Linked DNA regions of Mus musculus: regions 2, 3 and 4 are each linked to region 1. A link is a loop called in an ENCODE intact Hi-C map of the cell type or tissue named here. Cell type or tissue: left cerebral cortex. All regions are shown on one strand. Region 1 has its middle 18 kb from the start of Gm30483. Region 2 holds the start of Gm38991 (a long non-coding RNA gene). Region 3 overlaps E130304I02Rik (RIKEN cDNA E130304I02 gene). Region 4 overlaps Gm46016 (a long non-coding RNA gene).

Region 1 (8,000 bases):
GAGTAGGGAGTAGCCTGTACGTTGTAATTTGCAGACCCCATGAGAGCCAGACTCTGGGAGGGCTCCTGGAAGCTTGCAGGCTGGGTCTAAGCCTCCCAGGGAACCGGTTCCCATCTGGACCCTACCAGGGCTCCCATGGAGAGGCTGCTGACAAGGGAACTGAGAAGTCTCCATTTTCTCTACCATTTATGGCACCTCTTTCCTGCTAGGTGAATCTCATTCCAGCCACACAGTTGGGGAAAGCCACAGTGGTGTTGAGGGAACCCCGAGGGCCCAGAAGTCAATGAGTGCTGAGTTTCAGACTCCAGAGGGTGAACCATACCTGGGACGCTTGGCCTGCACTACCTTTTGGTTATCTTTCTTTGAGACATGGCCTCAAGATGTAACCCAGGCTAGACTTTAACTCACCATTCTCTTGCCTCTGCCTCCAGAATGCTTGGATGATAGGCCCTTGCCACCCCTACCGGCTCTCAACCAGTACTTCTGGCCCTCCTCTGGTATCTCACATGTGGACCAGTGAGCTTGTGTTATGCGTCCCTCTGCTTCCTGGCAATTGGGGAATTGGGCCTTCATTTGGGAGCATAGAGGACACACATTTGAGATGTGAGCCACCCCTGGAAACAGATGCAGATTGCCTCCAACCCTCCCCGACAGACATCTTCCTCTTAGAGCCATATGCTTCCGGGTACAAGAGAGGGGTGGTGAGGCCACCAGAGCCTTAAATCCCATTGTCACCAGCATGCAGGCCCATTCAGTAAAGGTCCCTTTAGCTGGGTGCCAGCATGATTTTTTCCCCCAAAAGTTAATCCATCTTTGTGGGGATTATCAGTAACCTTGCTCCTTTAACTGTCGCTTCATAGTAATCTCTGAACAGAGAGCAATTTCAGGGCATGTAGCCGGATTACTGAGGCCAGGCCTGGGTAGTGAAGGGAGGGGGATAGAGATATAGTCAGAGAAGTGAGGCATGCTAGTGAGGAGACTCAGGGGAGCCTGGAGTACGAGGCTTCAACAGCAGGCGAAGAACACAGTGGGCAAGGTCACTTGTGACCTTGGGGACAGTTTGGGGCTCGGAGGCTGTCCCTTCAGGACCTCCTTGGAGGCTGAGGTCTGGGTATAGGCATTGCGGAAGGACCAGACTGGGCCGGGATTCAGGTAAGGAGGTCAGAGGCAGGTGCAGCTGGCTCCCAGCCGTCTGCAGACCTGTCTGCCTTGGCCCCCACGGGGCCTCTGAAAGCCTGGAATTGGTACTTAACATTTAGTACTCGGGGGAGTTCACATCAAAATCTGTGCTTCTGCTTCTCTGGGAAATTTAGAGAACTCACAAGCCTTGGTCTGCTCCTTTGTGAGGCAGGGCGATAGCCTGGTGCCAGGCGGCCGCTGGCCTTGCAGGCTTAGGACTCTGGGTGCCCAACCTGACCCATGTTAGGAACTAGGCCCGTGTGTATCTCACCACTGGGCCAGGACGTCAGCCCTGCATGCGCTCCATAACCTTTTGCTGGCCTAGGCTTGAGGGAAGAATGCAAGAGGCAAGACAGGGCTGTAGCAGGTGGTGTGGCCCGAGAGAAGCATCAGGTTGAGTGAAGATAATGCTCTCAGAGAGGGACGGTACAGTCCACAGTCCACTGGTCCTCAGCGTACCCTTCTCTAATCGCTTCAGAACAGTTGGCAGGGTGCCCTCATGGACCCCACGTTCACCACCTTCACTCCAATGTTCTAAGTCACCAGGGAAGCCTCACTCAGCCCAGAATGAGCTGGTTTATAGCCTGCATGTATGAAGCAGTCACTACCTAGTTTCCTGGGGGAAGACTGTTTGTTTATGGACACAGTCTCACTCAGTAGCCCAGGCTCTCTAGAAGGAAGGTCTCATCTGCCTCTGCCTCTGCCTCTGCCTCTGCCTCTGCCTCTGCCTCTGCCTCTGCCTCTGCCTCTGCCTCTGCCTCTGCCTCTGCCTCTGCCTCTGCCTCTGCCTCTGCCTCTGCCTCTGCCTCTGCCTCTGCCTCTGCCTCTCTGCCTCTGCCTCTGCCTCTCTGCCTCTGCCTCTGCCTCTGCCTCCCAAGTATGAGGTGATAGGTGCGGATCACCGCCATGTCATGCTCCAAAACTGTCTTTATTTGCCAGGTCTCTGTGTCAGGCCTCTGAGAGGGCTCTGTTGGGAGGGGTAGAGCCCATGTGTAGGACAACAACGTACAGATAGTGTATTCCACACCCAAGCAATGGGAAATTCCTTCCTTGGTGTGTCTTTTCCCCTTTTGTTGGGAGGGCAGCCTGGAGAAGGTCGGTGGAGACTAAAGGGAGTTTCTCCCAGCCCTTAGCATGGCATTCTGCCCAAGAGAGATAGTGTTGGGTTGCTTATTCGACTTTCCTCCTTCCTCATTGTCATAATTTGGTTTCCGGGGAGCTGGTCTTCAACTGCATCTAGAGGCAGGAGATCGTCGAGATGCAAGCTCATTTGATGGTTTTTAATTACCAAGGCAAGGGAGTCGTCGCTCTGCATCCATTTGCAGCCTCTGGTCTCTGGGTAGCGCCCCCCCACACCTTGATGGCACCTCTGGAATCTGAGATGGTGTCAGCCCAGCCAATGTGGATGACAACAGGCATTAATTGCATCCCGAAGGAGGCTTTACTGAAGTTGGGGTCACTCCACTGTGGCGTCCAAAAGCGCGTTGTGCATACACGGCAGTGCAAGAGGGAGAGGGATGCTCTTAGCCACACAGGCTGGAAGAGAAGGGGAAAGAGGTTCTCATAGGATCCTAAGAGAACAAGGAGGGAGAGGCTGGAGGACCCATGTTCAAGAGTCCCATCTTCCCGTCTCTAAACCCCATTGCCCTTGTTACTAACACGAGCCGGAGCTCTAAATCCTAACTACAGGTCTTAAGCCACAATCACACACACTAAGGTTTGGGATTTATCCACACCCTGTCTCCAGATATGTTGACAATGAGGCCACTGTGTGCAGAGAGATGTAGGTCAACAAGAGGTTTCCCCTTTGGGGAGGGAATCCACCAGAAAAATTGATGAGGCAAGACATGAGTTCTCTGCCCCGCCCCCAACATGTGAATTTGTGTTTTTCATGTCTGCTGGGAAAATACAGCAGCACACACGGCCTACATGGGCACAGCATGTTGATTCTTGGTAAGTGACCAGCTCCTGGACAAAGCTGGCAGGGGCATCCAACTCAGACACTACACCCATTTCTTTGACAAGATGTCTTCTCCCTTGTTATCCCCAAGGGCCGCTGGTCCAACTTGGAAGAAGTTTAAGTAACATTGGCAGGGGCACTTCAATGTCCCCCTTGCCGAGGCTTCCCATGTGCTTCAGGTATGGTGTCAGTTCTGAGAACCCCTACCCTGCCTTCCTTTGGGATCAGAGAGAATGGGTTGGGGGAAATGGGTGATAGCTTGTTCTCTATTCCTCTGCCATCCATCCCCGAGACGCCATCTCCCCACAGGATAGAAAGAATCACCTGTCTGTTTTTGGCACCAACACCCTCACGAAAGCCGTAAGAATATGGTGACCTTCACTCTGGTCTCCATGACGACAAGATGGTATATGTATAATTAGTTCAAGCTTATTTTAGGACCAATTCTCTTTTATTTTAGGGCAATGCGAGCTATGATAACTGTAAGCATGTTTACGAGGCGCGCGAGGCTTAGCTGAAATGTGCCAACAATTCTAGTCAAACAGATGGTGACCCCTGATTCAACTTGCCCTCATTCAATTATTCAGCTGTATTTAATTTTCCTCCGAGTGACTCACATGCCATGCAGCCACTTGTCCTCTAGGTGGCACTAGAGACCACCTTTATGGCTACAAATAACCGCGTGCTCCCTAGGTCTCTGAATTTTCTGCCTGGCCTAGGCCGGCAAGGTAGATAACAAAATTTTTGCATTTGAACAATAGTTTCAACCTATTATCAAGTGATATGAAAATGTGGCGAATTACTGGGTCAAATTGTATGCAATTTGGATACAAGCTCTAGATGAGCATCATTCTAAAGAGGGATTTAAAACATTGCCCAGGTTTAATATTCTCTCAGATGATTTGTATGGAGTTTGCAGGGTGCTGTCATATTAAAGCCAGTAAAATTACTGCGGGGAAGTTTTGTGTGCCATCTCAAAATCTCTCTGGTTTAATTCTTTACCAGCTGTGTCGTCTGAGGTTGGGGGACATCTGCCTGTCATCTGTTACTGTCCCCTCCTGATGGTTCCTACCTGTCTGTACATATTTTCAAGCTCAAGGGATCTCTCAAAACTCACCCCCTTCTAGAAAGGATGGAACCGAATCTATTCGGTCACAAGAGTTTGTGGTGCAACAACTAACGGAGCCTGTGGCTTGGGAGCCCCCCCCCCAAAAAAAAATCACTGCAGAGCTGGCTTCTCAGAATCAGGAAGAATAAACGATTCTCTCAGCTGTCTTCTACCCAATCACATCCCAATCCCTTTATACCCTAAATAGGAGGAGGCCCTGTAAGACACACTGAAGCCACAGTTCTCCTCAAGCAAGGTGGCCGAGGCAAGCCAACTGCATAAGTCCCTCAGCCTGTGGCTACCCCTCTTGTCACATCCCCTTGGAGCACTGGGTGTCCGTCCCCTTGTCCAATCCCCCCCCCCCCCCGTCTTCAGTCTGGTCAAGTCACAATGAGAGAACTGTGAGTGGGAAGCAATGCCACTCAGATCCATGCCGACCCCAACGTCTCGAAGCACAAACTGCTTCCAGAGACAATGGGCTGGGTTTTCGGTGGCTTCCTGACTGAGAGGTTCTGGCAAATACAGTCAAGTTCTCTGAACATTGCGGGTTCTCCTTTCCTTTTCATCTAGAGGCAACATGGTGATGGTGAGTGCTGACAGCCCCACACTCAACTCTGGGCCTGGAGTTTCCTGTTGGAAGGCTGGCCTTGCCGGCCACCTTCCACTTGGTCCTGTTGTTTTACCTACAGTGATGTCACTCACGGCGATGTGATGGTGGGTAAGCACCTGCAGCAGCTAGGGCCTGACCTTGGGCTCACTAGCACAGCTGGCCTTACCACACCCCAAGGGCAGACGGAATGGTGCCCTGTTTGTGTCTGGGACAGTCAAACCTAACCTGTTATAGCCATTCTGGCTGCGATTCTGGCAGGATTCAGTGAGTTACATGGTCTTTGAATGGGTGTCTCAATTACAGCTATGCCGAAACCAGAAGAATTGATTTACCTCAGACTCAGCACCTCTCTTGGGGTATCAGAGTCGGCTTGTCCTTCCCACTTTTAGGTAAATTTGGGGTGGGGGAGCTTCATTAAGGTGCTACAAAGAATTGAGCAAACCACTCCGTGTGTCCCTGGATCCTCTGCTCTGAGCCAGCCACCGTCCCCTAGGGATGGAGTGACAGAGCAAGGTGATTCAGAAGGAACAAGAAGTGGCGTCCCACGCCCTCTCTTAGCCTCTTCTGTGCTGCTGGGTGTTTCTGCAGAGCAAGGAGGCAGGGGCACCTGGGACTCTTTCAAAGGGAGCTCTCTCATTAGTGTATGTCCCGAGTGAGATTGTATAGGCTCATACACACAGAATTCTGGCATTTTCTGCAGCCTGTCTCTTTTCAGACTGGGCATGGGGAGCACTCTGAAATAGACAGGAAAGAGGGAAGAGACAGGCAGGGAAGTGATACATTTGTTAGCCACGTAATGATTGAAAACCAAACCAAACCAAACCAACCACCCCGCCCCCCGGTCCCACAAACGCTGTAGAAATGGCTCCTCAGATCTCCAGCTTCAATATGGATTTATTTTTATTACATAAATACATCACTGTGGTATTGTATTTTAAAGAAATAGCGCCCTGCGCCAGGGCAGCAAAAGTTGCTGGACGCTGTGCCCGGTGGGGCCGCCACTGTGGCTCTTGGCCTTCCCTGAGGCCTGGATCCCCGTCTACCGTGCCACCTGCCCTGCCACCTCAACATTCTTTCTAAGATGCCAAGTTTCTGCGGCTCCTGGAGCACCACTCTCCTTTGTTCTGAGGACTCTCTCCACGAGGAGGCCAACTGCGTCTTTACAAAGAAACTAAGGGGCAGGATCTGAACCTATGTGGGAACGCAGGGGCCCCCCCAGCAGGTGGCCGCGCATGCGCTGAGGCAGAAGCCAGGGAAAGTTTGTGCTTTTTGCTGTGATTACTGTCCCCCAAGCCTCTGCTCACTGAGGGGTTCTGAGCTCACACACCCCCCCCTGCTTCCCCGGCACACTCCGGTTTCTTAGCTCCTGCAATTAGATCCCGACTAAGGCAGGCACACCCCACGTTATTCACTGGGGGAGCTCTGAGAAGATCACTTCAGGAGTCTGAGCTGTCCCTAAGGGACTCATTTCACAGAGACCAGCCTCCCCCCACCCCCCAATGCCCAGGAATCCACTCTTCACTTTTTCTTTTTCTTTCTTTCTTTCTTTTTTCTTTTCTTTTCTTTTTTTGGGGGGGGGACCAACTCTTCCTTTTCCCTGAAGGTGGCAGTAAAGGAAAAAAATGAGCCTCTTTGAAGAGTTGGGAATTTTATTACAAAACAGATGGCGAACTGGGCATCCCCGTTGTCCCCCCCCCCCATGTGCCCGAAAGCCTTGGTAAAGGAAGCTATAGCCCCTCAGAGTGGTGTTCGCAGGATTGCTCCCCTCGCATAGTGGCAGCGTGGTAAGTCAGCCCAGAGCTGATGACCACGGGCTCAGCCGGCCTCCTCGTGCCCCCCTTAGTCCCTTACCAGGATAATTGAGGACCATAATGCGGGGGGAAGAGCGCAGAGGCTCCCGCGGGCTGTCAGGTATCTGCTAGTGTCTTCATGTCATCCGTCAGCATTGAGCCTCTCTGTCATCTCTTCTCAGCCTTCAGCGCCGTGAGCCCTCACCACGTTCATTATCTCGGCTCAGGCCGGCCCTCCCCCCGGCTCCCCCCACCGGGTAAATGCATCTTTGTGCAACTCTCAGTCTCCGATTATGAATCGATGATCATGTGGTATAAGAGAGATAGATGGCTTTTAGTCGCATCTTGGCTTCCCTAATTGTAAAATATTAGTTACATTACACTGTGTCTTTTGATTAATGGAACTTATTTGGAGTAGCCTATCCGAACCCTCCCCCTTCCACAGCCCTCCACTGACTTTTGAGAATTGAGTGATCTCACTTAAAGCAGACAAATAGGCCCTTCAGTGAGGAGACAGCGGCGCTGCGATACTGAGGGCCAGACAGGCTCTGCAGACAAAGTCCTGTGTTCCCGAGAAAGGCTTCAGCCTCGCTAACGCCAGCCTCACACCTCTGATCCGCCCTGGACAGCGAGTTTCTCCTTCTGTGTCATTTCCCCCTCTTGGCAAACAAAACCCATCTTGCTGACTTGCAAAACAGGATGTGAAACAAAATTTAATTAAAATTAAATAAATCGCAGATTGCCGAATCGCCACGTCCAGCTTTCAAGGAGACAGTCAAATCTGAACTTTGATGGATTTCAGTCCTGGCTATGCCAGGGGGCTCCCTTCTTCCTGGATGGCATGTGGCTTCAAATCAGCCTCGTGTCCATCACATTAGACATGGGAAGATGTTTGTTCTTTAACTGGGAATTTAGTTTGCACAATTTATTTAAATATGATCTGTTGATAAAGCCTTTGCCACATAAAAGGGAAAATAGTGGCTATATCTGTTTATTAGTTGCTTGCTCTTAGCCACCAGGCTTTGGGGTGATAGATCCCTCATAAATAACCTATTCTTTAGTAGAAATCCAAGGCCATATTCACTTCAACTTATCAGCTCAATTCAAAAGGTCTATTTCTTGTCAATGGGTGCAATGTCTATATCTTGGGAATCAGGAAGGCTTCGCAAACGCCTAAAAGACGCCACAGATCGGAACTCCAGCATGCATTCTGGTGGGGCATTTTGAGGACACATGCTATATAGAATGCATGCAAGTATTCATATCTATTCTTAGTTTTACAGGAGCTGCTTTGTATTTTATTCTGACCTTTGGGTTTTTCTTTTTTTTACTTTTATTCATATATATACATAT
Region 2 (8,000 bases), 1.3 Mb after region 1:
CTGTAAAAATTCAGTCCTTGAGAGACAAACATTTCATGAGAATGGGCTGTGAGAGGGGAGGGGGGAAAGCCATCTCACCTCTCTCTATCAGGACACAGATGTAAGCGGCTCTATCCACAAAATACAAGGACCAGGGAGGGGGAGGGGAAAGGGAGGGAGCCGCGGGTGGGGCGGGGCTCGGCGCTGGGGAGCACAGGGCCTTTTCTACACTGGCTTCTTTTCGAAAATAGTACCAAGAAAGCCGGTGCAAGGAATTACTGGAGATCTCAGCACCACAATCAAGCAAATCTGACGTTGAGGGGATGAGAGCGCCTGGAAGAGGCACTGATGAGGGGAGAGGTGGGAAGGACAGGGTAGCTGGCTCAGAAAATAAATTGCGTCACAGAGTGAACAAGATGAGGCTCTCAAAATTGAAGGCCAGAGAGCCCTGAAGCATGGGGAACTGCAGTTCACTCCCCGCACACGAAGAGACAACACACACACACACACACACACACACACACACACACACACACACACCTCAGTTCCCAGAGCAGTTTCTGGGCAAAGCAACACTACATCTAAGTGCAGAGCTTCCTAACTTCTCTCTAAAGTGATCCGAGGTGCCCCAACCAAAGCGCGCAGATCTCACATTTGCAGCCTCTCTCTCCAAGGAAATCATCCCCAGATCTGGACCAGGATTTTCCTCTCCCTATTAAAGAAAAATCACCAGCATTTCACAAATAAAGGCACTCACCGTGTGAAAAATTATCTTTTAAAATGGAGTTAATTTGCATATAAGGCACGGGAGATTTATGGCGAGCAGCCCCGTCCAGTACCACATCTGCCTAGCATCAGCCGTAATTTAGATTGTTTGTGACTGATCTTAAATTCTAAAGCTGAGCGAAGATGAAGTGTTCTGCCGCTGTATTATTGTCAGGAGTCTAAGACTTACCAGAGATTTATTATTAATCTTATCACAAACACGTCTCAACTTTTTTACTTTTAATATGTACACCAAACCAAGCTCTTTGGAGGAATTTTCCTCTCTGCAATTATGGGCCTCAGTGCTAGCATGCGAACGCCGGGCTGATTTCCTTCCCAAAATAAGGCGACCGATCACTAGGCCACAGCAGCCCCGGTACATTTTTTCTCTGCTACTTAATAATCAATGTATTCATCATTAAAATCTGAGCCCTGAAGCGATGGTTTTTAGCATATTCTAATGACTAGCGACTTGCAAATTGCCGTGACCTTTCATGTATATTCTGTAAGCACCTTGTTCTAATGTGTACTGTATTTATAGTTTGCCAATACAAACTAGCCAAAGATTGGATAATTACTGTAATCTATTAGCTTGATTGCTTTTCCCTGCTCATTTATAGCAGGTGCCACGCAGGCCATTTTCAAAAGCTGGCCTATCTTTCATCTCCCACGAGCTCAGAAACTGGAGTCTACTCTGTCTTTACACACACACACACACACACACACACACACACACACACTTCATTCTCTCTCTCTCTCTCTCTCTCTCTCTCTCTCTCTCTCTCTCTCTCTCAGAGAAGTCTGGACACCAAGCCATCTCAGCTCAAGGAGGTTTAGTAAGTAAAACATCTTTCCTGTTAGTATCAAGACGTTGTTTGTGACTGATAAAAGCCACCGTTCTGACAATGTAAGCTTTCACTGAGGAATGTCACAGGGAGTCCCATTTTCTACCCACACCTCTGACCTCCAGATACCATTTAATATGATCTGCTTGGTTCTTCACTTAAAGAGAGAAAAAAAAAATCTAGGCTCTTCCCCTTAAACACCAAATACTACACACACACACACACACACATTTTGAGATAAGCAAATGTTTAAAGCAAAACATTGAGCATTAAACTTTTTTCTTCCTCTCTTTTCCATTTCGTTAAAGTGCATGGCTTTGACGGGGAACTGATAAGACCCAAATGTGAAAGGCTCGGCTCAGGTGGCCCCTGACCCTCGGTGACGGTCTACTTCAGGCAGTTATGGATAGATAACATTACAGACACTGGTAATTAAAACAACACTAATTTTGTCTCCGTGGCCATGCTCTGTGGCGAGGGACCATCCATCACGGCCTGTACGCATCACCCAAGAAGACAGTTGTCTGTGGCTATTGTGCCCGGTCAGTGGTTTTACAGACCCCCCCCCCCAGCCCCACCCCATCCCAGGTACCTGAATGGGGAGGCACCACTATGTTGTTGCTTTGATAAGGCATTTATTTCCAATGTTTAGTCAAAACATATTGCAGTGTTTCCAACACATGCAGTCATAGGATGGAGAAGAAAACCTTGCTGATTTTTTTTTCTCTTTTAGACAAACAATAACAACCAAAAAAAAAAAAAAAAAAAAAAAAAGACACTCTGGTTCTGACTGGAGAAAGAAAGGGAGAATCTCGGGCACGGAAACACTCGCCCTCACTGTAAAACAGAAGCACTGAGTAGAAAGTGCAGCATTAAAACGGACAGCACACAGCGTCTCCTTTAAGACCGCGTGGATGTCGGACTGTGCAGGAGCCGGCCCTTTTGCGTGCATCTATTTGTTCGATTTATGGACATTTGATTTCACTCCACCTTTTATTGTAAGACCTGCAGTTACCTTAAGAGTGATAGCGAGTCAGTTGGCTTTGTGTTTGGTTAATGAAAACAGAAAACGCAGAGAGCTGGTCTGTAGGCCCTTGCAGGAAATTAGGGGCGGCGGAGATGCAAGCTACCTGGCTCGGTTCTGTTGTAATAAAGTAAAAGGAAATTGTAATGGTGCGTTTCAAGGGATCTTTAACAACTGACACAAACAAGAAAAGAAGCAGACAGGACCATTTAACTTCAAACTCTGCTGAGGAGCGCCAAAGTGTGGGCTGCCTACAGCAAGCCCCTTGCTGCTGTGTGGCCGGCCTTATTTGCCTGAGACCCTCCAGGCACCCCAAGCTGCATTTTTTTATCAAGTGTCTAAAAGGTGGGAGCTGGCGAATCCTTTTCTCCGCTCACTGGCGATCACAGCTCTTTCTCCCCTTTCTCTGCAGACACACGTGGAGTCTCAAGTATTAGCTGGAATAGCCCCTAATTGCTCTCTCAGGGAAAGTACGGTGCACGTAGGTATGACACAGATGTAGCTTCGACTATACGCAGGCAAGAGCGCTACATCAAAGCTATTTGCAAAGTGACATACCTGGTTATTAAAAAGTACATTTTTATTAGAGTCCCTGGAATTTGCATTCGTCCACGAGCCAAATGTATGTTTTCTTCCTTTCTTTTTTAAATGCAGCCATGGACTGTTAGGGTAACAGCCCATTCCTGACACCTACAAAGAAACCACACCTAAATATTTTCCCAGCCAGTTTAATAATTCTGAGTGTATCCATCGCTGCAAGTAGCCCCAGTCGTTTCTATGAGTTAATATTAGCTCATCTCTTCTGCTGGGTGCTGTGAAGAAGAAGAAAAAAGACCCGGACAATGTGAGTTTATCTGGTCCTGACTATGACTCTGCTCCTTATTCTACTGAAACAAATGGCAAAGGAAAACTTGCCGACTTTTGGCAAACTACAAAGGTTAACTCTATTCTCCTTGAGGAAGCGGATGCTAAGTGCTGTCTGTCCATACATTTTAAAGATTTAGAAGCGCCTGTTAGCACTCTTGGGTGAGCGAAAGCAGGAGCGTCCGTCTGAGGTGTGTGTGCAGAAGATCTATCTGGGTTCCTTCTATCTCTGCTACTGTTGAATCCTAATATTAATCACAGTAGGAAACAAGGTTATTTTTCAATGAGATTGAAAAGAAAAATCAAAGCTTTACTTGATGTCATCTTTCCTGGGTCCTTTAATGCAAAGTGGCAGGGTATGATGGCACTATGATTACTGAGTTTACAGGAAGAAAAAGACACCAACCCAGGGACAGCCAGAAATACAAATACGTGCCCCTCCTGATACCAGCACAACTCCTGACCCCACCCTAGGATTCCCAAAGGCCGTCTGAAGCTAAGGGAAAGTAAACTCAGGTGGATTCAAAAGGAACCAGAAGATCTAGCTGCGAAGTTGCCCCCTCCGCCCACTTCTCCCGACCCCCGAATTGTTCTGGACTGCACAGGCGGGCAGGGGAAGAAGGGCTGAGAAAGTTGGAGGTCTGACAACCTCAGAAGCAATCAAGAGTGTGTCCCTGCACCCCCGGGGACCCATGGCAGCCGCTCCCATAGCATCTTTTCAACTTTCTATAACTCATCTGCATGAATTTACTTTTTTGCCTTAAGAGGTTGTTGGAATGCGTGTTAAAACACACAGAGCGATTTCATCTCCATAGCATCACTAAAGAAATATTATATTAGTATAAAGTTGCGGGGGGGGGGTGTTGGAGGAAAAAGAAAGAAAAAGAGAAAGTCAGCTCTGCAGCGAGGCAGGCGGCAAAGCGCTGCTCAAAAGCGCCACCCAAAGGCGGGAGAATGTAAATGCAAGCCAGGAACCGCGGTTGGCTTGCTTGCATTTTTTTCTTTTTTCTTTTTTCTCTTATTTCTTCTTCTTCTTTTATTTCTTTTTCAATTTCAGAATGAAAAAAATGACAGCGCCACGCAACTTGACGGAGGCTTTTGATTGAATTGACTGATTGCTCCAGCTGCACCTGCGGAAAATTGATGACAATGCTGTCTAAACCATTCATTAAGGTCTGGAACTTCGCGCAGATGAATGCGGGATTCATATATTTGCTAGACGTGTGTTGGGAATAATATGACGAAGCACTGTTTCCAAATGAACATTTCTTTAACCTAATTTTATCGAAATCATGCAACGGAATGAAAGCACGTTCATGCCTGAACTCTGTCAAAGCAACTGCAACTAGGCACTCTCTCTCTCTCTCTCTCTCTCTCTCTCTCTCTCACTCGCTCTTCTTTTTGTCTTTTCAAAACATTTAGGTGGAATCTTTTCTTTGAAATATCTCTACTGCTCTGCCTTGAATTATTTGTTATGAAAATGCTTTTATTCTATTTTATTTTAGTCATTCAAAGTGTTATTCCCCACCAAATGAAGGGAAAGTATTTGAGGCTTCTTTTCCAAGCTCCAAATTTGCTAAATTGTATACAAGTAGAAAATAGTTTTGTTTTTTTTTTTAAGAAAAAGAAAACTAATAATACCACCCTCCTCTTAGACACCTCGGGAGGAATCATTTCGCACCAACTGGCCGTGCCTTCCCTTCGTAGAGAATTAGACTGCCTGCAGGCTTGGAAGGGAAATGAAATCCTTTTAAAATATTGACTGTTCTGGTCAAAACGGTGTGAATGGTATCTATACACCTTTTATGTAAGAGCCCCGACTCACTCTTGATTTTAATGTATCAAAGCACAATCAATATTGAATGAAGCTTTCGCTGCATGTCCAGAATAAAGGGGGGTAGGGGTGGCTGTAGAGAAAGGTGGCTGAGACGGAGATAAAATGTGGCTTTTATACCTGGCTTGGCTTGCTACAACTGAGAAGACGCTGTGTTTGAATCTATCTTCCAAGCAGCTAGCCTGCTGGAGGTGTGAATTGTTAGGGAGGAGTTTAAAAAAGAGAGAGAGAGAACCTTATTCTTAAGAACCAAAAATGCTGTACAAATAGATGTTACTTCTCCAACAAGGGCTCTATGCCTAGAACTTGCCTCCTTTCCCCCCCAAAAAAAAACCCTCAAAATGAATATTTATTAACTTAAGAACCTGGCGCAGGTCTGTCCACAGATCCCGATCTGCCAAAGCGCTTCTAGCTCTCTTCCCTGGCATTTAAGAAAAAAAAAAATCTATTTTTATCCATCCTCTTGCGTTTAGGTTTTCTACCAGGAAGGTAATTTCTGATGAGGCAACTTGGATTTTTCCCCCCTTGTTTTATTCCTAAAGAAACTCTGCCAGTTCTTAAGGCAATTGCATTCACCCCAAACCTGGATGGAGAGAAACTGCAGGTGTGTGCACAAGAATAACAAGCCTGGCGTTCGCCAGGCCCCTCTTGCTGCTCTCTCGGTTATGTGCAGCAGGAAGATTCACTCCAGACAGATCTGAACAAGGCTCTTTAAGGAGATTGCGGCCAGCCGTACAGACAGAAGATGACCAAGTAAATATGAGAATCCTTCCAGGCAGAACAATCTGGGGCCGCTTTTCATTGTCATGCTTCATTTGCTAGTGAGGAAAATGGGTAAACCCAGTGGTTGGAGCTCAGAGCAGTAAGCAAACATTCTAGCATTTCCAAAAATGCCCTAACTCTCTGGCATGTCTTGAAAAAAAAAAAAAAAAAAAAAAACCTCAAGCCCCAACTCAGCCCTAGCATTTTAGAATACAACGTTTGCTTTGAAATCGGGGCCACATGTTAGGAACCAGGCCCCAGTTTGAGCTGTGGTCATTGTTATTGTTTGTCTATTATACACTGTGCATGGGACCCAGGAATTTGGGAGTGCTCTCTAAGCAAGCACTCTATCCCTGGCCTAGTCTGCAGCCCTAAAGCAAGTACCTGGTTTGTTTTAGAAGGCTCGTAAAAGCACTGATGTCAAATAACCTCTGACAGAGTAATGAGTAGCCTCTCCCTTAAGAGATGCCAGAACTTTGTCAGAGTATCTGTGTAAGCGAGTGTGGGAGAGGCAGTTGGGGTAAGATGTAAATAAAAATACATTTCCGTTAATACGGGACAAGAAAATCCAGGAGCTCTAAATGACACTGGCTGCAGAGTAACTTAGGTATCAGACCTTGAGGTGTTGGGGAACAAATGTTCGTACGGGAAGCAGAAGACAAAGCAGAGATGGTGTAGACCTGAGCTTCCAATGACATGCCCGGTCTATCTTGTGCCTGGCTCTCCCAGCTTTAGTCTCATCTCCTAGAGGCTCTGATGGGATTCAGGGGGAACACAGGGAGGGTGGCCCAAGTGTACCCCACCTCCAACTGGCCTACAATGTGCACACCAGCCTCACCTGTGTAATTATCTAAAGCCATGGTCCTTAGCAGAGAGAGAAAGAGAGAGAGAGAGAGAGAGAGAGAGAGAGAGAGAGAGAGCCTCCACCTTTCTCTTGATAGTAAGAGGGACTTCACTAAGAATCACATCACCCCATCCTGCACAGCCGTCATTTCCTCTGTTGGATTCTGAGTTCTCAGCTCTGTTCTTGGGGTACCTTTACAGCCCTAAGCCTGCCACCCAAAGCTTCTCATTCAGAGAATCTTTTCATTACCTGGTCCTGTTCATCCCCCAGGGGGGCATCAAAGCTGACCTCCTCCAAACCTTCTGTGGTCTGAATGAAGACCCTTTCACGGATTCTGCTCTAAGACAGCCTTTGTCCCCACCAATGCTCTCAATGCCCAATTAGTATTTATTTCCCCTTAAGCGCAATGAACAGACTCTGGGACTGTCATATGGATTCCAGCAGCAGTCGGGACAGCTTGGATTAGATGCTCTTCTGAAGCCACTCACACGCCACCAAACGCTTGCCAGCTGTGGCCTTCACAACAGTCCCTTCAAGTTCAGGGCACCACACGGTTCAGTCCCAGCTAAAAACCCAAGTTCAGGTACCGTGTGCTCCGGTAAGGCTGCCTCACGGTGGGTGTAGAAAGAGTAGTGTGTGCATCCCATCTCAGGTTCACCATACACAGACAGTACTCAGCCACAGGGGAGGAAATGGCTGAGAAGTGGCAAGGTCAAGGCTAGGATCTGGGCTTCCTGGATCTGCTACATCTCCTCCTCCAACTCCAGCTGTTCCTCAAGCTACCCAGTAGATATGGTACATTTTGACAGCTATGATGTTTGCAGCCCCCAACCCCTACCCCCCCACACCCCACATGTGTGAGAAAGACAAGACCACTTTGCCTTGAATAGATCAGAGCATTTAATCTATATCAGTGACTGGGTATAAACCAGAAGTACAAAGGGGAAAGTTATAGTACCCCAGAGAAGGGAGAGACAGCAAACAGGACCTCTGAGCTGGATGCCAGTGTTGGGATAGCCTTGCAAGAACCAGCTATACCTTTAGACTCTTTAACAGCCTTTCTTGACCGAGGGCAGTAGCCTA
Region 3 (8,000 bases), 1.5 Mb after region 1:
CGACCTCTGTAGAACTAAAACCTCTCAGTCTTCCTTGGCTTCCACTCCATTGAGAACCTCACAGGGCTAATCAGCCCCCCAGGCTGCTGATACCAGACAATGAAAGCTGTTCTCCGTCAACACATGAAGCTGAAGTGACAGTTATCCGGGGCTTGGATGGGATAGCAACAAATGCCTTTGACTTATAATGAATGAGAAAGGCTTTCTTAGCTTACAGAGGTCATGAAAAGAAGCATGCCCACACTCAAAGGAGCATGTGTTTGAGGGGTTATATGCTTAAATGTACATGCCGTGTGTGTGTGTGTGTGTGTGTGTGTGTGTGTGTGTGTGTGTGTGTGTGTGTGTGTGTTTCAAAATTCCGGCAGCCCAACTGTCCATTGATTTTCTGACAAGCTGCATGGTCCCTTTCAACTACCAAAACCAGAAAGATGACCCCGAGCAAGAAAGTCCTGGGAGTGCACAGGAGGAAGAGCTGAGTGAGCACTTGATTTGACTGGACGTTGACGATTGATCCCAATAGTGTCTGCTCCCGATGCAGTCAGTCCTCCAGGCACCGCCCGGGGAGTCGAGCACAGAAGCTGCAAAGTGGCTGGCTCTAGCAGGACTGAGCAGGGCAAACGCGTCACCAACAGGCTGTGCCTTTTACCCTTTCTCCCATACCCTCTTCCTTGCTAAACCATTCGCTCACATTCCTAAAGCTACCCACCAAGGTCCATTCCCTTATTTGGTCACTTCCTCCTCCTGAGACTGATCACCAAGGTCCTGCTATGAGAGTTTTAAAGTCCAACAATCAAAGCCCCAATCAAAATTAACAACTCCTCCTAACATGAGGGTTTCCCCTTTTTTCTTTATAAACCACCATTTGCCTATGGACCACATCTTTCTCCTCTATCCAGATGCAACCCTTTGTCCCTCCAGGGCAAACATCCCTTTCCTCGCCTTTATTCCCTTGCACTTCTCCGTCTCCTCTGTCTCCTGCCTTTGTCTCTTATCCCCTACCCTCTGTCCCTCCGAGGCAAATCAATCTCCTTGGTGCTGAGAACTTGGGCTTGGGTTGTCTCCTGTCAACTTCAAGGTACTTTCACACAACAGTGGAAACATTGCAGCGTGGAGAACTAGGAATTTTCAAATAAATTTTAGCATCTAGTCTCTTAATGTCTAGAGCAAATAGCATCAACTTTTGTAGAATATCTTCTTTTGTCTTGTATTTGTTATTTTATATCACTGTGACCAAAACACCTAAACGAAACAATGTAACACAGGGGAAAGAGTGGGATGCAGGAGTAGGCTAGGCTACAACCTTCAAAGCCCCCCTTCCTCCTATCTCCACCAATTAGGCACCACATCTGATAGTACCACAGCCTCCTCAATGTGTTCAAAAATCCCCTGTGGTAATCAGGCCTCAGGCTAGGGATATGGCTCAGAGATGAAGACCACCGACTTCTCTTGCAGAGGATCTAAGTTTAATTCCCAGAACCAACGTCAGATGGCTTACAACCAGCTGTAATGCCAACTCCAGGGGTATGCAACTCTCTGGCCTCTTCAGGCATGTTCACACACACACACACACACACACACACACAATTCAAAATGACTTTAAAAAGTAAATTTGTTGGGATTGGAGAGATGGCTCTTGCAGAAGACCCAAGAGACCCAGGTTCAGTTCCCAGCACCCACATGGTGCCCCACAACCATCTGTAACTCCAGTTCCAGGGAATCCAAATGCCCTCCTCTGACCTCCTTGGGTACCAGGCATGCATATAATACATAGACTTACGTTTAGGCAAAACACCCATACACATAAAAATAATTTTTAAAAATAACATGAGCAGACTCTGGGTTAGATGTTTTAGAGGCCCCTTTTCCCTGTTGCTTCTGCTTAGACACCCATGTGTCTTTCACTGTCACTCTGAATGTGTTCTGGGAACAAGAAACTGTCATCTTAGGGAACCTGCTCTCAATATATATCTTTGTGTGTGTGAGTGTGTACCCATGTGCATGTGTTCGAGTTTGCATGTGCATGTGTGTACCCTCAGCACATGAAGCAGCAACCATGCTACAGGTCACCTCTGAAGTCCATACACACATGCCATTGTTAGTGCAATTCAAAGAATTTGTCTGGGTAGACCATTTTCACTCAGATACTTCCCAACACAGTCACTCAACTCCCTCAAATTGACACTGTCACCCAAATTAAATCAATAGTTCTTTGCAAGAGTAGAATAAGTATTTTATCTAATAACCGGCTTGTTTGAGATTTGCAGTGCTGGATGGTGGGACCAAAAGGCATCTCTTAACAATTTACATTTAACCCTACACCATTTCCATCTTTGTATCAATGACACTCAGATAAAATGTGAACATCTAATTGAATTCTGTTTTGGATCACCTATGACACATCTATTTACGACAATTCTCCAGAAAGAAAAGACCATGTATCTAAGGGGTGGTTATCAAAAACACATGTCACTTTTAACATAACAGACTCTGGGTTTGAGTCACAGTGCAGGCAACTTCTCTGTGCCGTGGTTGTGCCGTGGTCGATCTTCACTGTCAACCAGATCTGATTTAGAGTCATCTGAGAGGCTGGTGGGGCACACCAGGCGGGGAGGTGAGTGGGGGTATTCTAGAGTAGTTTGACCTTCTAGCCTCCTGGGAGTCCTGCATATACATGACATGTGAAATAACATAAACTCAGAAAGTCACACACACACACACACACACACACACACACACACACTACATGCTTACTCCAGTCCCAACACAGTATACAAACAAGTGGGTTGGGTTCGGGGAAAAAGGGCTCTGAGTCCACAGAACCCCAACCATTTGATTTCCAATCTAAATCTAGTCCAATGTCTGTACACCACAGCAGAGCGCCTTATGTTGGAATTCTTCTAAAAACATCCTATTGAGCTTGGCATAGTGGTCCATGCCGGTAATCTCAGTACCAGGGGGTTAGTTCAAAGCCAGCCTGCACTGCAGAAAGATTAAAGGTGAAAAAAAGATTAAACCCACAACACATTCTGAATTTACCTTTCCAACATCCCATAAATGACATGTCAGCATACCTATCTCTTAAAATTAAAGAGGAAAAATGGGGAAACATGGGGGCAAACGTTTTAGTGTCTTGTATCTTCAGTAATTATACAGCAATACTGTAATAATCTGACAGCAATTGACAAGATAAAAGTGCACAGTAATCATGTATTGTGCCTGATGTAAGCAGTATGGTATCACCTAACACCGTGCCTTTTATAAAACTGCTCCATAGCTTGGGAACCCCCTCCCAGTAGTGAATATGCTTCTAAGGGGGAGGGGGTGTTACCTTTCTGTGTTTCTATTATAGACATCTCTCAGTAAATTTCTCTGACTCCTTTCATAAATACATTTCTTTATTTCTCATTTAAAAAAAAAAACACCTTCTTTCCTGAGGGGATTTCATATATGAGCCGGCCCCTCCTATATACAACCATACATGATAAAAGGCCAGATGATACGAAAACACGAAAGCAGACAATAGGATGCTAAATGCAGTCCAGCAGACGGAAGGCATTATGGGTACGTTAACATCTTCAAAAGGAATATTTTACAATGCAAAAAGAAAATCTAGTTTTACTGCAGCATAAGACAAGACCCAGCTTTCTCACAATTTATCACTAATTTCTTCATTTTGTTGTTTTGGATGTGCTTTTAGAACATGCCGGACAACTAGTAAAAACGAGTACACAATTCAAATGACGTTTTCGTTAAGTTTTATTGACTTAACGCTCTGATAATAAAATTATAACAATCAGTGTTATTCTGATTTATAGCGATTTTTCCTTTCACTTTGTAATGAACTCGGAGTGCAGCAGAATTGAATGTGGCGGTGCTGCCACCTCAAGGTCCCTCACTGCAAACGAGATGGCTCAGTTCACCCTGAGCACACTCGAACACAGAAGTAGCCAAGGGCATCACGGATGGAAATACTGCCCCACAGTCATGTCATGGTAAATCTGAACATTTATTTGCAGTGAAACCGTGGGTTTTATATGCAATTTCTAGTGAAAAGATATCCCAGTCATGCCAAAGTGCACTGTGGATGCCAGGTCCAAGAAGAGAAGGAAGCTATTAGACCACAGTCCAGGGGAAACGTCAGCACGGCAAAATGAACAATAATCTTTGCATAGTTACCACATTGGCATGGCTTAATCCAGATATACTGGCTTCTCTAAAAAGAAAAGCCATGCCCTGATGTGTTTCTCTTGTATTATTGGTTCTTGGCTCCTTCTTCATCTCCAGTCTCTCTCTGTTGTTGACCTCATGAATTTGACACCCCCCATCTGGATTTTCCTGATGCATCGCTCATACCAGCCAAAGAAATCACCGCACACTAAATTCCTCATGGAAACCCGAGCTATTTTATTTTTGTTTTGTTAATTTTTATGATTTATTTATGTTTGTCTGTGTGGGCATGGGCAACAAGTGCAGGTGCCCTTAGGAGCCACAAGGGGGCATCAGATTCCCCCCTCCCCCCCCCCCCCACCCCCCTCTCCGATCTGAAATCACAGGTGGTTGTGAAACACCTGCCGAGGATGTTGGGAACTAAACTCACTGGTTTTGCAAAGTGGAAATGAAAGAAATGCATCGGTATTTTTCCTCCAAATTTTAAAAAGCATATACCTTCTGACCAGGAATCCCCTGTTCTAGCAATTTGTTTCTCCAGCACAAGGTCACGTGTCCCAAAGCACAGCTGACGGGGTAGCTCACTACAGCAAGGGGTTGCCAACAAGTGTTGTGTCCTTCAGCACAAGACTTGTAAAGGAAGGCGAAGCTGGAAGACTGGATTCTGCACAGCCTTCGCAGTCAGCAAAGCAGCTCTGTATGTACCAATATGGCACCATTCCTCAAATCATATGGCTGAATAAGGCCAGGGAGTAATATGTAAAACAGGGTGTATGTGTTTACATAGAGTCTCTTTGGAAAAAAAAACACACAATAAATCATTAGCAGTGATTCCTTTGTAGAGGGGCTGGTAGTAAGTATAAGGGAGACCTCATTGTTAGTATGTCCATTTCTGTCTTGAATTTTATACTGCATATGCTTATTAATGACTCAAAATGTGTAAATAAAAATAAAACCTTTTGAAAACTGCATTGGATTGCAATTCATCACGAAAGTCAATAACTGTGAAGAGACAAAGGAGGCTTGGAAGTGGGGAGAGAGGAAGGAAGAGAGAACCACGGGACAGGAAAGGAAAGGCTGCCAGCCAGGGGCAGAGATCTTCTGAGAGCCCCGTGCTCAGTCGGATCCAGCTGCACCCGCATCCGTCCCGTCTCCTCCCTGCCTCCCATCTCCTCTGATTTGCCATCCATTTTCCTTCTACTCGTCTGTTCGCATTTCAACTTGTCTGATTCCTTGTGTTCTGCCTGCCTCTAGGGAGCCTCTATCGTCTTCTCTACCAGGAGGCTCAGAGCCAGCCCTCTTGCTCCTAGTGCCAGTACATGGCCGTGCTTGCCAGGTACACGATTCGTGCACCCTGGACGTACAAAGAGTGTGAAGAAGCGGCATGAAGATTAAGAGTCCCATCTGCCATCCGCCCTCTACTGGAACTCAAAGTAGTCTGCAAAGTTGTCTGTGCTCCGCTTCTTCTCTAAGACGCCATAGCCATGAACTTATCCTCCCCACGATCAACGCCGGCCAGCATGCACCAGGAGGATGCACCGGGAGCTGGAGAAATGAAATGCTACAATCTTGCAAGAAGGCGATGAGACCCACAGTGTTGCGCATGGATTCTGAAATGTCTCCCATGGTTTTAAAGTTTTGGTCCCTAGCTGGTAGTGCTATTTTGGGAGGTTCTGAAAACTTTAAGATGTGGAGCCTAACTGGAGGAGGACAGACCCTTGGAAGGTATATTTACCCCCTCCCACTCTCTCTCTCTCCCCCTCCCCACTCTTCTCCCCTCCCTCTCCCTCCCTGCCCCTTCCCTGCCTCTCCTCTTCCTGCAAACCCTGATTCAAATGTCAGCTCTTCTCTGCCACAAGATCTCCCAACCATGATGTTCTTCTCAGGTGCAAGGAACCAAGGAACCATGAACAGAACTCTCTGAAACCATGAGCCAAAACATATGTTTTTTTTTTTTCCTTGTTTCCAACAGGCAATTTGGTCATGGTGATGCAAAGGGAACTAACACACACAGTCTCACAAATGGACTCAGGGCCACAGTAAACTAGTGAGGAGACTGTATTGGAGATGGCTGCAGAAGGGCTGAGGAAGAGGGAGAGGGGGTGAAGAGACCATCTCTGGCTCTTGGCTTCACGTCTTGACTGGATTTCCTTTGCCTTTTCTTCTTTTATTAAAACATCTCATTCTTCTCTGACTTCTTTCAATGGCACATCATTAACAGTGAAGCCAAAATTCCATTTGGTATTATGTAATAGCACAAAGTCCACCACATTCCCATCAGAATAGTTTCATAAGCCACGGGTGTGCAGCATTTCACAGGAACATATATTTCTGCTACCCAACTCTCCTATGCACAGATTGAGTCTCTTTTGTTACCAATTTTAAAATGCCACAATTCGAGCTAGCCCTGCACCAAGCCAGTGCAATTTTTAAAACAGCCCTGTCGTCTTCTCTACGTTATTTGAAGGTTATTTGGAAAGCTAGAAGCAGAGGCTGGAGAGACGGCTCAGTGGTTCAGAGCATGTTTTGCTCTTACAGAGGACCTAAATTTGGTTCCCAGCACCTAGATCAGGTGACTCACAAATGCCTGTAACTCCAGCTCCAGGGGATTTGATGCCCCATTCTGAACTACAAGGGCACTGTCTTCATATGTACATACATACATACATACATACATACATACATACATATTGAAGCTAACTCATTTAAAGTTAGAGGAAACCTAGTGGCTGGAAAGATGGCTCAACAGTTTGATTACTAACCTAAGTTAGGTTCCCGGCATCCACCTCGGGCCTACTGTGCCCAACATTCTGCCCTAACCATGTGGTTCTGGGCTATATAAGAAAGCTAAGCTGAGCAGCGGTGACACACGCCTTTAATCCAAGCACTTGCGAGGCAGAGGCAGATTGACCTCTATGAGTTCAAGGCCAGCCTGGTCCACAGCATTCTCTGTGGTCCTTAGTGAAATGAGTTACTTGGTGGGAGGCAATGATGTATAGAAGAGCTGAGTTCCTGCTCTAGCTTCACTGAATGGTAGACTGTAACCCGAATGCTGAAATAACCATTTCTCTTCCCTGCGTTGTTCTTGTTCAGAGTGTTTATCACAGCCACAGAAAGGAAACGAGAACACCCCATCAGAGACACTTCCAGAAAGAAAGGTAGTGCAGAAACTGGGCCACGACAGGCCTGCTGGACCCTAGGGGAGGCTCTGTGCTTGAGCAGCCCTGGACACACCGCCTGACTACTCTGCCACTTTCTGACAGCCAGCCATCACTCTAGGACATAAATTTTAAGATAAGCAATGCAGGAAGATAGAGAGAGCAAACTCAGAGAGCAACAAAGAAAATTTCTGAAGATTAAGGGAAGTCCGAACCCAGCCAAAGACAGGAAATAAATGTTCATTGTCTGACTCTTCCTCCTTCATTTCCTTCCTCCTTCCTTCTCCTTACTCCTTCCTCTTTCCTTTCAAGACTTCCACGTGCACATGAAATAAGAAACTACTTCAAACGCATGTTCGCCTCCACACCCAACCTGTCAACCCCAACGTACCAATGGACACTTTTCAAACTACTCCCACCTGCGCAGGTGATGCAAACTTGGTTCTGAAAAACAGTTCTAGAATTCCGAGCCTCGCTGAAAGACATAAGGTGTGTCAAGAGAGGTGGAAAGGAGCAGGGTCAGACTCTAAAGCCATGGCTACATCCTCATCGAACTGAGCCCTGAGCACAGCAAACCTATGGGATTGTAGAAAGGTCACCCATGGGAGAGCCAAAAGGGACACTTGAGGGGATAAAAGAACTCCTTGAGGCAGTGCCTGTGGGAGGAGGAAGGAA
Region 4 (8,000 bases), 1.2 Mb after region 1:
CACACACACACACACACACACACACACACTACACGCACACATCACAAACAAAAATACATCACACCCAAAGAAAAAGTCGAAAAATCACCTGAGATAAAATATTTATATTGCATATACTTGACAAAGAACCTGATTCCATAATATATAAAGAATGCCTAAAAATAAGCAACAAAATCCCAAAGAACTCAAGATTTAAAATATGCAAAATACTTGAATGGACACCACCACACATATATACATAAACATATATGAATGGACAGCATATCCAAGCAAATACTCAAATTAAAGCTATTATAGCTGCCATTTCCTGCTTGATGAGATAGGTAAAACTGAAGTGACAGTCCTAAGTGTAGACAGGAATATAAGAATTATAGAGCTCACTTTTGCTACTGGCGGAATGAGAAATGAAACACCCCCTTTAGAAAACTATTATAAAGTTAAATAAGCACTTGCTGTTTGGCCCTGCAAGTTTATCCCAGTGAGAGAAGGAAGAGAAAAGAGGGAGAAAGAAGTGGGGTTGGGGAGGAGAAAGAAGAGAAGGCAGATGCAGAGAAAGAGGAGGTGAGCAAAGCTTTATTTACAGAGAGTTGGGCACATGGGTATCCATAACAGTATTATCCCCACAACCACAAGCTGGACAGAGCCAGTTCCACCAACTCTCCAGTTGCTTCCCAGTGAGAAATGCATACTAACCATAAGTAAAGATGGAAAAGCACACATACGTGGAATAACCACCCTGGAAACAGACACACGGATGGTGCACCCAGTTTTATCCCTTCCTGCTTGTGTCATGACAGGCAAAAGTCATGAGTGAAGTGGGGCCCTTGCCTCTGTTTAGAGAAGCTAGCAACATGAAGGTGTGTGTTTGTCAAAAATGCATCCAATCGCTCTTAAAATCTGTGCAGCTCTCCATTTGTAAATTTACTCTTCAGCCCAGTGGACAGTTGCAAAAGGAAAATGAGGAGGACAAGGGAGGAGAAAAGAAAGAGGGAGGGGAAGGAGGAGAGGGAGGAATAGAAGGAGGGAAGGGGGAAAAAGAATGGGGGACTCACCTCTATAATGGGTACAGGCAGGTGCACATACCCATTAAGATTGTTTTAAGTCAATGACACAATAGTACCATAGAGATCTGAATGTCTACTCAAAAGTCTGATACAACCTTTAAGAGTCGGCCATTATTATCCTCTGGGCATATGGGTAGACAGGCCAGATTTTAAGAGGTTGGGGTGAGGAGGGAACATGAAAGACAGAATATGAATCAAGGAGAAGACTACACAGATGATGAAATAAAGGCAGAGAGATGAGAAAGATGAGCCCAAATTACAGTCCTCTGAAGTCCTGAAGCTTGCCCAGGCGTTGCCCACGGCTTGCTGAGTGTAATTCGGACTCCGTTATTTAAAGGGCTGTGGGATAATACAGTGGGAAGACGGGTCTGCGCTGTAATTCACACAATTTATCACACAGGGAAGAGCCACTAATCTTTTAGAAAACAAGGTATTCACAGTTATTTAAGGCTAATACTTATGCGTCACCACACATTGTGAGCACGGTCCCATCTCCAGCCTTGCACGGCTGGGATCTGGGAAGGTCTTTATCAGCGAGGGTCCATATTTTAAGGCCCTCCTAGAAGCTACAACCCAACAATCTGAACCAGTTCTGTTACTCACAGCATCTCTACACTAAATATATTCTCACAAAACACTAATTAAAAGAGCGGATTTTCTTAAGGTCGGAGGATGCTAAGTTGGGCTGAGAGGACACGGCTGTGCATGAATTTCCCATAAGTCAAAGTGCAGTGCGGTCTTGTGGAGCCCCCAATCAATTATTCAAACTCAGAACCTTCCAGGCATGTATAAAGATAGACCTGGCAGGGTCCAGCTGGCCCAGCAAGTGAGGCTACTCCCTCTCAGGTGCTCACAGACCACACTGACATGCAACAAGATCTACAACCCTGCCCATCCCAGGAAGCATCATGGAACCTTGCTTTCATCTGACCAGAATATGACGGTCCAGGTATAGTTCTCCAGTCTTTGTCAAGGCTGCCTTCAGGACCCTGTGGAAGACCCTTCTTATATGCTCAGTCCTTATCTCTACCCCTCTCTCTCCAGGGACCCAGCCTCATCTTGCTCCATCCCCAGTTTATACCATCACCTCTTGGTATTTAACCAGCATCTCTCCCCCTTAAGCCACAGACAGCATCCTAATCTTTGCTACCCAGCTTCCTCAAGCCTGAGTTCTCAGGATAGAATCTCTACTCAATACACAAACTTCATAATTCATGTTCATCTCTTCCTGAGTAACCTCAATGGGTTACTGACCCCCAAACACCTCCTAGGGCCAATCAGATTCTGTTGGAGCAGCAAAATGGAGAGAACAAACAGCCCAGTATCAGGGACTGACACATACACTCTAGACCAGAGATTCCTGCGGCATTGAAGACAAAACCCATGGGCATCCCCAGGCCAGGCAAGCTCTCTATGACTAAACCACTCCCCAAGTCCCTCACTGGGGGGATTCTAGGCCAGTTTCATAAACCCAGTCACTATCTGAGTGATAAAATCTTTTTCTGTAGGTCAAAGGCAGTCAGAAACAGAAAGTCTAGGCTGTGTTTTCAAATCATTATCAGTGGTATAATTTTACTTCCAGAGAAAAAATTATTTAGAATATGAGCTGAAATCATATAAGTACAATGGAGAACTCCCTCCTCTACCAAGAACAGTGAAGAAAGCATCACAGTGGGAGAAGCCAGACCTCCCATCATTTACATATTCTGCACAAAAACGTGCTGTCTGTGGGAAGGGGAGAGCGCAACACGGTTGTATTAACTGTGTTGACTGACGCGACTGACACGCCACAGTTCAGATATTCGCTTGTATTAATGATTTTCCCCAAACTATTGTTCTTTATATCCTGCCTCACGATCTTGGTCAAATCTATATGTTTGTCTTATTTTAGACTCCAGTGTAATCACTGTGTGTATTTGTGGTGCTTTGCTAGATGAGATGAAAGACGTGTATGTCTGTGTACCTACACACACTTTGTAGTTTGCTTTCTATTGCTGTGATAAAGACCGTAGCAAAAGCAACTTAGGGAACTTGTTTGGTTTGGTTTGGTTTTGGTTTAGTTTGGTTTTGGGTTTGGTTTTGATTTTGTTCTTTGGCTTGGATGTCTTATAACAGTTGATCTGCAAGGGGAACCAAAACCAGGGAAGGAACTCAAGGACAGAAGCTGGAGGCAGGAAGTGAAGTAGAAGCCATGGAAGAATGTTGCTTACTGGCTTGTTCCCCATTGTCTGCTGAGCTTACTCTCCAGGACCACCTGCCCAAGAGTAGCAGCACTCACATGGTCTCAGATCTCCCATATCAATTGTTAATCTAAAAAATGCCCTACAAACTTGCCTACAGACAATCTGATGGAGGCGTTTTCTCAACTGAGGCTCCCTCTTTCCAGATGATGTTAGCTTACATCAATTTTTTAATCAACAAAACAAACTGTAGGACTCAGCCATAGGAAAGAATGGGACCCTGCCATCTGCAGGAACATGAAGTAACACGTGAGGGATGCAGAAAGGCCAGCATTGACTGTATCACTCACATGGGAATCCGCAGTTAGTCTTACCAATTGACAGGAAAACAGATTGGAAGCTGGGGGTGTTGGTAAAGAGGAACAATCAAAATGTGACCCCATGAACCAGGTTACAGTTAGATGGCATAAATAACTTCTGGTGTTCAGTTGCAAGGTATGTGACTACATACCTTATTGTAAAATTAGCCATATATTATTGTAAAAAAAAGCCATACAATATTGTAAAATTATTTTCTCTTAATTTTTTACTGTTTGAGAATTTCTCACATGCATATAATGTTCTGGTCAAATCTATCTCCATTGCTTCCTCTCCACCTCCTCCTCTATTCCCTCAACTACTTTTCCCTCCCAACTTCATGTTCTCTGTTGTTTTGTTTTTACAAATGTACTCGGTACCACATACATTTGTGTGGATCTAGGACCATCTACTAGAGCATAAGTAGCCTCTTGGACCCACTCATTCTCCTGAAAGAAACTAACTCCCATTGCCCAGCAGCCATCAATTGAGTAGCCAATAGCTGCTCCTCTAGGCGTGGGAGTTTGTGAACTCCTTCCCCATCAATGCTGGGATTTTGGCTGGCTGGCTCTTGTGCAGGTCTTCTGCAGCCACAGTGGCTATGAGTTCATCTGTGCAATAGCCTTGCTACGCCAGCAAATACTGTTTCGTTGTAGATGTTCACTGTGGCCCTAACAATCTTTTGATTGTCCCCTCGTCCTCTACAATCCCTGAACATTATGGGAAGAGGTTGTGATGTGGCTGACTCATTAAGAGCTAAACACTCCATAATATCAGACAGACTAATGGACAAACGAACAAACAGATATCCACTTTTTTACTAGTATTGATAGCTGAAGCAATAATATTTCACCAATGCTCATGTTTGGGGTAAAACTTTTCCAATTCAAATGAAAGCTAATTAAGAACTATAAAATGGCTTCTATGCCAACTACTAAAGGGTATCCATGACTATAACTAATAACTGAAAAAAATTAACATTAACTGTTCTCATGGCCCACCCTAAATGTCATTATGCATGAGTGTTGCATATGCATCTACTGGGCAAGCAGAGCCACTGTGGGGGCCTTGAAGGGAAGAAAGGATGTCAGTAAGGGCATGTTTTCTGGCTGTCCATGGGTTGCGGTTTGCATCTGAAACAACTTTACAGGCTCCTGCTTGGCACAGTTCTCAGGATCTCCTGCTTGCCTGAAAGCTTGTGGGGCTTTTAAGAGGTGAGCCTGTCTGGCACAAGATCATCAGCCGTGGCCTTTAGGAAGTTAGGGTCCATCCCAGGTTCTAGTCTCACTCTCTGCTTCCTGGCCAGCCCTGTAGGCAGCTCCCAGAACCATGAGCTGAGCTTCTACCTCCCATGATGGGCTGAAGGCAATCCTCCCACCCATACGTCGTTTCTGTTAGGATTTTGGCAGAGTAACAGGAAAGGAACAGATGATGTAAAACAGGCCAAGGAGGTAGTTTCTGCTTGTTAACTGTAGCCATAGCACTGCATCCTGTCTAAGCCTGGGAGCTAAGCTGGTTGGGCCTACTTAATAAGTGCATATGACCAGGGTAGATTGAGGAGAAGCTGGCATTAAGAATAGCTTGACTCTGAACTGACAATCCATGAGTGTACAAGGCCAGAGAGCAACAGAAAGCAGCCCAGGGTACAAGAATTTTGATGACTAGATGTCATGGCCCTTTGGATCCTTGGGAAATCCTTGCAGACTCTATTGGTTAACTGCAAAGCTGGAAATCATGGCATTCACTCAGGCTAATGTTAGCAGAAATTCTGGGCCACTTCTCTGGGAAACACAGAAGAATATTAGAAAGACAATTTACATATATAGGTTAAAACATGTTAGAGAAATTGGATTTTTGAGACACTGGGTGCCTTCACTCATTGAAAAACCCTTTGGGGATACATCAGGAAACTATTTGTGAAAAGCATTAAGATGTCACAGGTAGAGGTCTAAGAGCAGGACAGACAGGGGGAGGTTGGATGGAAAGAAAGTACCACGGTCAAGGGTTTACCCAGAAGTACCAAAGGAAACACTGTGACCTTAGCTATGTTCAGCTTTTTATGACTGCATGCCTTTGGGTCTGGTTCTATCTCACTGAAAGATACAGGGAAGATACTATTTCATGTCTGTGAGTGGGGATGAGGTTGTATGACTTTTGCCAGCCAATGAGCTCTGAGCAGCAGTGTTTTTTCTGACTTCTGGGTTCCATCACTTGGCTGCCCATTGGAGATGCCATGCTGTTCACTCAATGGTCCCAGAGTGAGGACACCTGGAGCAGAACCTGGCTGACGCCTGACAGGCACAGAGCATTCGAAAGAAAGGCTGTGGATTGTCACCAGCCATTAAGAACTGGGGGCTGGTGAGATCCCTACCCACGGACCCAGGGATCAGATTCGGTGCTGGCAAGAGGGAAATATAACAGGAATAACATAAATAATACATGCGTCCATCTCATCTTAAAATCATTAAACCTCTCTGAGCTGCAAATCCACCCTACAGAAGTACATCTCCCAAACTAAAGCCAGAATACAATTGGTGAAAATCTTCAGAGTCAAAGTCTGAACTAAGGGTCAAAAGCATGTGTCAAAATGATATTGGCTCGCATTCCGGTGTTGTTACAGGTCAGCAGTGTGCCCAGGGTGATTTGTTTCAGTCTCTAACTCTTATCTCCTGTATCTGCAAGGAAGGGGTGCACAGCCACTGATCTGTGCCCCCATTTCACCACCGAGCTGCTAGGAGAGTACATTCAATGCTGCATTACAAACTCCAGTAAGAGGCAATTACCCCCTCCATGCCTCTGCTCTCCCCTCCCCTTCTTCCCTGCCCTCCTTTTCTTTCTTCTCCCCTTTCCTACCCCTCCTCCCCTCCCTCCTCCTCTTCAGTCTTCCCCTCTCTTCCCTCTCCCCTTCCTCTCCAGTCTTCCCCTCCCCTCTCTCCCCTCCCCTCCCCTCCCCTCCTCTCCCCTCCTCTCGTCTCCTCTCCTCTCCTCTCTCCTTTTCTCTCCTCTCCTCTCCTCTCCTCTCCTCTCCTCTCCTCTCCTCTCCTCTCTCCTTTTCTCTCCTCTTCTCTCCTCTCTTCTCCTCTCCTCACAATGTCAATTCCTCAGTCACATTTTTTCCACTCCAAAAAGCATGGCTACAGCCCAATGAGCAACCAAGGGGGTGGGGGTTCATATAGAGCAACAAACCCCACCATATAAAAAACGAATACATGAAAATATCTGTTTTAAAAGCACAAGGCAAATTTGATTGCCAGTCTTGTCATAATTATGGAAGAAAGCACAATAAATAGACACGAGGTGGTAACGTGTGCTCTCTTGAAAGGGGAATTCTTGGTGATTTTCTTCTGCTTTTGCATTTTTAAATCGTCCTGAAATGGAGCAAATGTGAGGGTCTAAAAGGTCTTCACTAGTTTGAAATCCCAACAAACTCCAGCTCCCTCCCCCATAGCTAGCCCTGGGACACTGGGTAAGTCACTCAGAGTTGGGTTTCTTACCTGCTGAGTGAAAATCCTATGTTTAGCTCATGGTACCATTTTGATATAATCAATCATATTACAACTATTACAATGTCATAGACAGCCAGTGCACATTAGCTCCTTCCATTAAAGTTTTACCACATCTGTCTTCTACGCTGGGAAAAATACTTTTTCATTATTCTATTTTATATTACACATACGAGTATTTTGCCTGCATCTATGCCTGTGTAGCACACACATGTAATGCCCACAAAAGCTAGAAGAGGGCGTTTGGATCCCCAAAATTACAGGCGACCCTGAAGCTGTGTGTGGGTTCTGAGAATCCAACCCAGGTTCTCTGCAAGAGCAGCCACTGCTCTTCACTTCTGAACCATCTCTCTAGCCATGGAGACAAAGAACATTTTTAAAATCTAACATAAAGCTTTTGACGGCAGAAGGGTTGTGTCATGTATTGAGCCCTTGACTAAGGAAGTTCACGGTCCCAGGTCAGATCCAAGCAGATCAGAGCCACAGTCCACATAGAAAGCAGTCACACCTGAACCAGAGCAAAGAGCTGACCCAAATCACTCCAAGACAGGCCCTTGGTGTAGGCTGCTAGCTTCCCCAAGGTCAGGGCCAGCACACTGGGGGGAGTGCAAGGGCCCCCCCTCCTGGCTGCTGCCCCTGCAGCAGCTGGCTTGCCCATGTGATGGATGGGAATTACAGCAGTTTTCAAGAGACCAACAGAAGGCGGGCTGTGTCCTGATAAGCTGTAACAACAGTTGTAAAGTTCTAAGGAGACCGGAGGGTCCCCACAACCACACACTTCCCGCGGCTGTGGCTGCGTAATTATAGCATTGACAGCTGGGCAGCCCAGGGACATGACTGGAATAGACTAAGCCGTGGGCATATGGTACTGCTGATGGCAGGGCCAGTCTCCCACC

The links. A loop is a pair of places that touch in the nucleus more often than their neighbours do. Peaks named below come from ENCODE experiments on the same cell type or tissue, not always from the same donor. Only the 100,000 strongest peaks of a DNase experiment are listed, where the experiment ranks them.
Region 2: it touches region 1 in a loop (8-fold over the local background); 15 of 42 quality-filtered maps call a loop at or near these places.
Region 3: it touches region 1 in a loop (3-fold over the local background); 3 of 42 quality-filtered maps call a loop at or near these places.
Region 4: it touches region 1 in a loop (3-fold over the local background); 2 of 42 quality-filtered maps call a loop at or near these places.

What each region holds. Positions count from the first base shown.
Region 1 is chr7:37,341,995-37,349,994 of GRCm38, reverse strand. It overlaps a transcript of Zfp536 not described here. Among named protein-coding and RNA genes, the nearest start is that of Gm30483, 18 kb to the right of the region's middle. In left cerebral cortex, CTCF peaks have their summits at 3,769 (motif pointing right), 6,235 and 6,437 (motif pointing right); DNase peaks (open chromatin) are centred at 3,761, 5,928, 6,737 and 7,181; H3K4me3 peaks cover 1,101 bases; H3K27ac peaks cover 1,028 bases.
Region 2 is chr7:36,068,382-36,076,381 of GRCm38, reverse strand. It overlaps Gm38991 (a long non-coding RNA gene), which reads right to left and starts at 127. Exons shown (of 6, transcript XR_881969.1): 1 at 79-127. In left cerebral cortex, a CTCF peak has its summit at 4,426; DNase peaks (open chromatin) are centred at 4,412, 5,417 and 5,868; H3K4me3 peaks cover 947 bases; H3K27ac peaks cover 753 bases.
Region 3 is chr7:35,819,996-35,827,995 of GRCm38, reverse strand. The region is part of intron 2 of E130304I02Rik (RIKEN cDNA E130304I02 gene); the gene reads right to left. Among named protein-coding and RNA genes, the nearest start is that of Zfp507, 21 kb to the right of the region's middle. In left cerebral cortex, CTCF peaks have their summits at 3,887 and 4,455 (motif pointing right); DNase peaks (open chromatin) are centred at 3,918, 5,498 and 6,574; H3K4me3 peaks cover 642 bases; H3K27ac peaks cover 628 bases.
Region 4 is chr7:36,178,032-36,186,031 of GRCm38, reverse strand. The region is part of intron 1 of Gm46016 (a long non-coding RNA gene); the gene reads right to left. Among named protein-coding and RNA genes, the nearest start is that of Gm46016, 11 kb to the right of the region's middle. In left cerebral cortex, no CTCF peak of the experiment used is centred here; DNase peaks (open chromatin) are centred at 4,980 and 7,917.